2 separate regions of the Homo sapiens genome follow, and region 1 is linked to region 2. A link is an interaction called in ENCODE POLR2A ChIA-PET data of the cell type or tissue named here. Cell type or tissue: Panc1. All regions are shown on one strand. Each heading gives the region's core, and the rest is flanking DNA. Links, peaks and the distances in the headings are about the cores only. Region 1 overlaps LOC105379080 (a long non-coding RNA gene). Region 2 has its middle 570 kb from the start of ARRDC3.

What was found. Peaks named below come from ENCODE experiments on the same cell type or tissue, not always from the same donor. Only the 100,000 strongest peaks of a DNase experiment are listed, where the experiment ranks them.
Region 1: POLR2A ChIA-PET joins it to region 2 with 13 read pairs; 1 of 35 experiments calls an interaction of 5 or more read pairs at or near these places.

Annotation. Positions count from the first base shown.
Region 1 is chr5:92,367,526-92,370,455 of GRCh38, forward strand. The region is part of intron 2 of LOC105379080 (a long non-coding RNA gene); the gene reads left to right. Among named protein-coding and RNA genes, the nearest start is that of LINC02058, 570 kb to the right of the region's middle. In Panc1, for the core only: no CTCF peak of the experiment used is centred there; no DNase peak of the experiment used is centred there; H3K27ac peaks cover 269 bases.
Region 2 is chr5:91,947,525-91,950,454 of GRCh38, forward strand. No RefSeq gene overlaps it. Among named protein-coding and RNA genes, the nearest start is that of ARRDC3, 570 kb to the left of the region's middle. In Panc1, for the core only: no CTCF peak of the experiment used is centred there; no DNase peak of the experiment used is centred there; H3K27ac peaks cover 303 bases.

The DNA of each region.
Region 1 (2,930 bases), core at 117-2,616, 420 kb after region 2:
CTAATGATAAATCCATTTCTTCTCCCTATCTACATGCTAGAGTCGATTACATCAATCAGTCTTACTGAATGTATTTTTCAGTAAAAATACATTTAACAAACCTAACTATATATAGGCTGAAGAGGAGAGGACAGCAAAGGAGCTAAGAACTCGTAGAATCCCTTTATTAATATGCTGTGCTTCAGACCTCTTCAGAAAGAGCATGGCTTCTACAGGGGAGCTGTACCTTGCTAAAAATCTAAGTTAGATTTGTTAAATTTGTTAAATCTATTTAGATTTGTTAAATATAAGTTAAACTAAGGTTTTTATAAGAGTTTAGACAGAAAAACTGTTTATTTCCACTTTCCAATATTTCTGTCAGTATTAGAATTAAGTTCATTTGTTTTTACTTATTTTTCTCTTGTTACTTAATACAGTAACATTTTAGTACAATAGCTTGTATATATTCTTAAAAGTATAAGAGCTAACTCATTTTTCAATTATATTTAAGAAATAATAGCTAAAGGAAAACTAAAGTAATTAAATAAACTATCTGCTATTTTCTAGAAAGTTTCAAAGACCTATTTTTTCTCTGCAACTTTGGAATAGCTTGTAATGTGAAGGGCACCATTCTTAACATTAAAAGAAAAATTCATGTTAACTCACCTTTCATAATATAGCCCTGCTACATACTAGGATCAATACAGAAAAACAAAAATAATCATCACTATAAAACTTTATTGTTTTATATGTATGTGGTTCATATTGTCATCTTTTTGAGTAATCACAAAGGCACAAAACGGATTAAACATAACACATTCAAGATTAATTGGATGCTCACTCTATGCAGGACACTCTGAACCAGGAGATACAGAGAAAAAGCAAATGAAGATCTTAATCTTGAGGAGTCCTTTCTTGGAGAGAGCAAATTATCACAATGAAGTGAGCTAAATGTTTGTTGCCAAGAATTGAGCCTGCCTATCCAGTGCTGACGCTATAATGGTGCTGTAGAGGTTAATAACGAGAGTAAAGAAACATGTGGGCGACTGAGGAAAGGCTGGATCTTGCATTTGGGCTTGATTTTAAAAGATGATAGATATTGATCCAGGAGAGAAAGATTGGCAAAAGCAGAATAAATGGAAAAGCTTAGACTCTGGTGTCAGAGGAAGGTATAATGTTCAAAGGGTAGTTTAAGGACATGTAAGAATTGGCCTTTACAGCTGTACTGTTTCTAAGATGGTATACCTTAATGTGTAAGGAATTATGGAGTACTTCTTTTATACAGCACCCTGTTTATGAGGCTCATCCATGTTTTTGTACACATTGTTTTAATGTGTTCTTTTTATTTTGAGTAGTATTCCACTGTACAAATACTCCATTACTTGTCTATTCAGTCATCAGTTCATAAACATTTTCGTTTCTTCCAGTTTTAGAATAATGTTATTATGAATATTTGCTTACAGGTATTTGTGTAAACATGTTTTCACTTATCTTGGGAAATGTCTAGAATTAGGATGGATAGATTGTATGGTAAGTATATGGTTAACTTTATTAAAACAAAACTATCAAACTGTTTTTCAAGATAACTGACCCACTTTGCAATCTCCCAGAAAAGTATTCAATTTCTAGTTGTTTTATATCTTTGCCAACACTTGGTATTATGAATCTTTCCAATTTTTGCAATTCAAGTATAATGACATTTTATTATGCATAGTTTAGTAATCTTGGAGAGACATAAAGGGATATGGAGAAAACATGGCAGATCAAAATTTTTTGAGAGGTCCTGAGACATCAAAATGTAACTAAACCAAAGGCTAGGTTGCAGTTAGCTGCCTGACCCCAACATTACTTGGAGAAAGATTAGATTCTTAATAGGCTCTGATGGTTCACTGCATAACTTCTGAACTTTCCATGTTTGCTTTGACTATGTACGCACTCTGGGACTGGATTTTTAGTTCTCGAATTTAAACAAGAAACAAAACTGTAAAGAACAGCTCTCTGGGATTCCTCTCTCCCAATGACTAGTCTTTTTCTTATAGGACACTGCCTCTGCTTCACAGCTCCAGCCTTTATGACAAAAATTTTAAATTCTTAACTCAGTCTCTCCTTATCAGGGAGAAGGGTTCTAGGTGTGGGACTGATCCAACACAACTCTCACAGTACTTTTAAGGACCTCTGACTTTCTCAGTCATGCCCACCCTCCATATCGGCAGGGGTTTTCTCCCTCCCTACAGTTAAGTTTCCTCTGCTACTCCCTTGTGCAGTACTCATCAGTTTTATCTGTGCATGCCAGAATCCAGATTATGAACACAGATCAAGGTCCATTTCCCTTCACATAACATGTGTTGTCTTCTATATAAATATCCCTTATCATTTTATAATATCTTACAACATTTATAAAGTTTCCCCAAAACAGATGTTTGTCTTTAACCCAAAGAGGACTGCTAGTCTTCCATCATAATCTGGGTATAGCTTGGTCAAACTAGTCTGTTACTGTTTTCTTTTGATCATTTCTCACCTCTCTTTTCCAACAACAGGAAGTCAGATTGTTGTCCAAGCCCAAGGAAAACTAACCCTCAGAAATCTAGAGTAAGGTCAGTTGATTAAAACAAATTTCAAGATTAATGTAGCACAGAACAGCAACTACTGCTCTTCCCTTCCAACATGAGGATCCTCACTACTATACATCCCTGATATTTGTCATGGAACACTGTAGTGACAAGGTGTATCTTCAGTAAAGTCTCCAAATCATAGGTAAATATTTCCAAATACCTAGGCTGAGTTCCCTGGCAAGCATTCATGCAAGTAAATATATCAATCTTACTTTCAATGCTGCGAAAGACTATGGGAAGACCCACTAATGTTAGGGTATTACCTTCGGATCACCACACAATTTACACATATCTAGAAAGGCACTGTTCGATTAAGTTGTTAATTAGAATTTGTGAAGA
Region 2 (2,930 bases), core at 290-2,789:
TATAATAGCAGCTATTTTAGGAATATGTTTTACATAAGTTCATTTACATATTAGAGTCTTCTTAAAAGTTCACTTTCAATGCCAATCCATGTAAGATGCAAGTTAGTAACTTGGAATCCCTATTTTCAGGTGGAATAATTAGAAGATAATTTTATAATTGACTAAGTCTGATATTTTTATAGATTGTTTACAAGTCTGTAAATGTTGGGTTTATTTTAAAATATTCTACAACGAAATACGGAGATAATATGTGTGCTATTTTGCACAAAACAAAAAATCAATGGCAAACCTTAAGTAGCGAAGGGACATCATTGTAAACTAGTTATTGATGTGCTAAAAGTCATTTACACCTGCCATGGAAGATAGATTGTGACACTATTAATTTAACCGGCCGTGGATATACTAACATAGCTGCCATGTAAACCAGCAGTCCACCATCTGTAAAATTTTATGCATATTTTGTGCAGATAGCTATACAATATTTTGACAATCCCAAATCAGCTTTAATCTATCAATTTCAAAGTTTGTCACCAGAAAGTTCATCTGAAGGAGAGTGTCTGTTCAATTCATGTTAAATACAAAATGATTACAGTAGGTAACGCAAAATGCACCATTTCTTGGAAAAATAAAGTTGTTTAACATGGTTATTATGTACTTTCAAGGCATAATACAGTTTTTTTTAAAGCACATCTTAAAACACCAATTTACAGTAGTATAATGAAAGATATATTTTCTCACGGAAGGCATATGGCAATAGCAGTAAAAGTAAAGATGCTTTTCTGTGCAATAATTCTTCATTCACATAACAATATGTAAAGGGATAAATGGTGTAGTGCTGAATTTTCATTTCTGGTTCACTTTGAGGGAGGCTGGAGAAACTATCGCAAAGTGAACGTTTTTTCAATAGTGTCCACAGCTTTTTCATCCTTGGGCATTTAATATCATTTGGCTTTTAGGAAAGTGTGGATCCTTTTAAAAGAGAGACAGAGCTGTCTCTACAGTGTCCCCTCTTTAACCATTCCAAGGGTAGCATTAAATAGCAGTTGAAAACTACCGAGGTACACAAAGGATCTCCCTCAAAGAAATTATAGTGAGAAATGATGTCTCGAGACAGCATTATTGCTAACATATGATCACTTAACACTTTTTATTTTTTATTTTTGTTCCTGCCAACCACCCGGTTTTAATCTAACTCAGATGTTGCATTTGGTGAAACAGCAAAAGGAAAATAATACTTCATGAAAAAATGATTAAAAAAACTAATAAATATCATGGCTCTTCAAAAACCGTAATAAGGCGTAATCACACTAAGTACATGAATGGTGCACATATTTTGCTTGATATTAGGACACATACTCCAGGTTAGATACATAAGGATTTTGCAATTTTTTTCCTTGTCAAGTATGCTTTTTAAATGATTAAAAATCATTCATCCCAATCTTTCTCATTGTACAAGAATTTTTGGACCCATTTTAATGAAAGTTTTTTGTCCAATATGTTTTCTTGTAATTGTGTAACAGTTGAAGAGCACTTTCCATCAAAAAAAAAAAAAATAGGTTTAGGGCCGGGCGCGGTGGCTCACGCCTGTAAACCCACCACTTTGGGAGACCAAGGCAGGTGGATCGCTTGAGCACAGGAGTTTGAGACCAGCCTGGGCAACATGGTGAAGCCCTATTTCTATAAAAAATACAAAAATTAGCTGGGTGTGATGGGGTGCAGCTGTAGTCTCAGCTACTTGGGAGGCTGAGGCAGGAGAATAGCTTGAACCCGGGAAGCAGAGGTTGCGGTGGGATGATGAAATCATATGAGACAAGATCCAGCCTGGGTGATAGAGTGAAACCTTGTCTCAAAAAAAAAAAAAAAAAAAAAAAGAAAAAGAAAAAAAAGAGAGATTTAGTTGGGTAGAAGGAGAGTGAGCTTGTGCCTTGGCTATATGCTGACAGCGGAAAGATTTTACTGTTCTATAGAAAAATGTCTGAATATAAATTGGCACACACAGGATGTATTAAATAACTGTTCAATATTTTCTTTATCCCTATGTGTGGAAATTTGTAATTACAAATGTTTTCATTTACAGATCTAATGGCATTACAGAATCATGTCTACAGATCGTGCATAGTGAAATCTATTTCAACAACTCAAAGAGTTTAAAGGACATATCCTTCAAAAATAGGAACCTAAACCTCATTGATTATATTGCCATCTTCTACTCCTTACTATTTCGCGGTTGGCTTTTTATCCCACTATTTTTTTTTAATTATCTATGCAAGATCACAAATAACCTCTTAATTGATACGTTAGTACCAGTTTTCATTCTTTTTCCTTTCCCTAGTATTTAAAAATGCAAATCAACCACTACTTGAAGCTTTTGTTTCCTTACTTAGATGATCATTTTTTTCTGTTTTCCCTTCATAGTTCTTAACCAATTTCATGATTCCTGCATATAAACAATCTTCATGGTTAATTTTTTACCTTTCCTCCTTCTATTTTTACTATTTCTAAATAAATTACCTAGACTCTTTAAGAATGAACCATTTCAAATCTCTTCCTAGCCTACCTGGCCAGTGTTAATTCCTTTTTCTAAATGTCTACTAGACATTAACCAATTAATGTTATTCAGTGGTAGCTACATATACCTTCAGGCTTATCTTTGGAGACAAAATAGTGAGGAAAAGCAAGATAGCCATTGCCATCACGGTTCCTTAATTCTTATGGGAAAACTAGAATTCAAATAATCACACAAATTAATGTAAAATTAAATATGTGATAAAGGGTATGAGCAAGTATGTTATAAGAGCATGACCTAGAGAAGGCTGTTGCTGGAAGTCATGTTTAAAGTGAGATGTAAAGACTTTTAGTAGAAATTAAGTAGGTGAAAAGGAGAGATATGGTGTTCCAGACAATGAAAATCACAGGTTTAAAGGTCATTA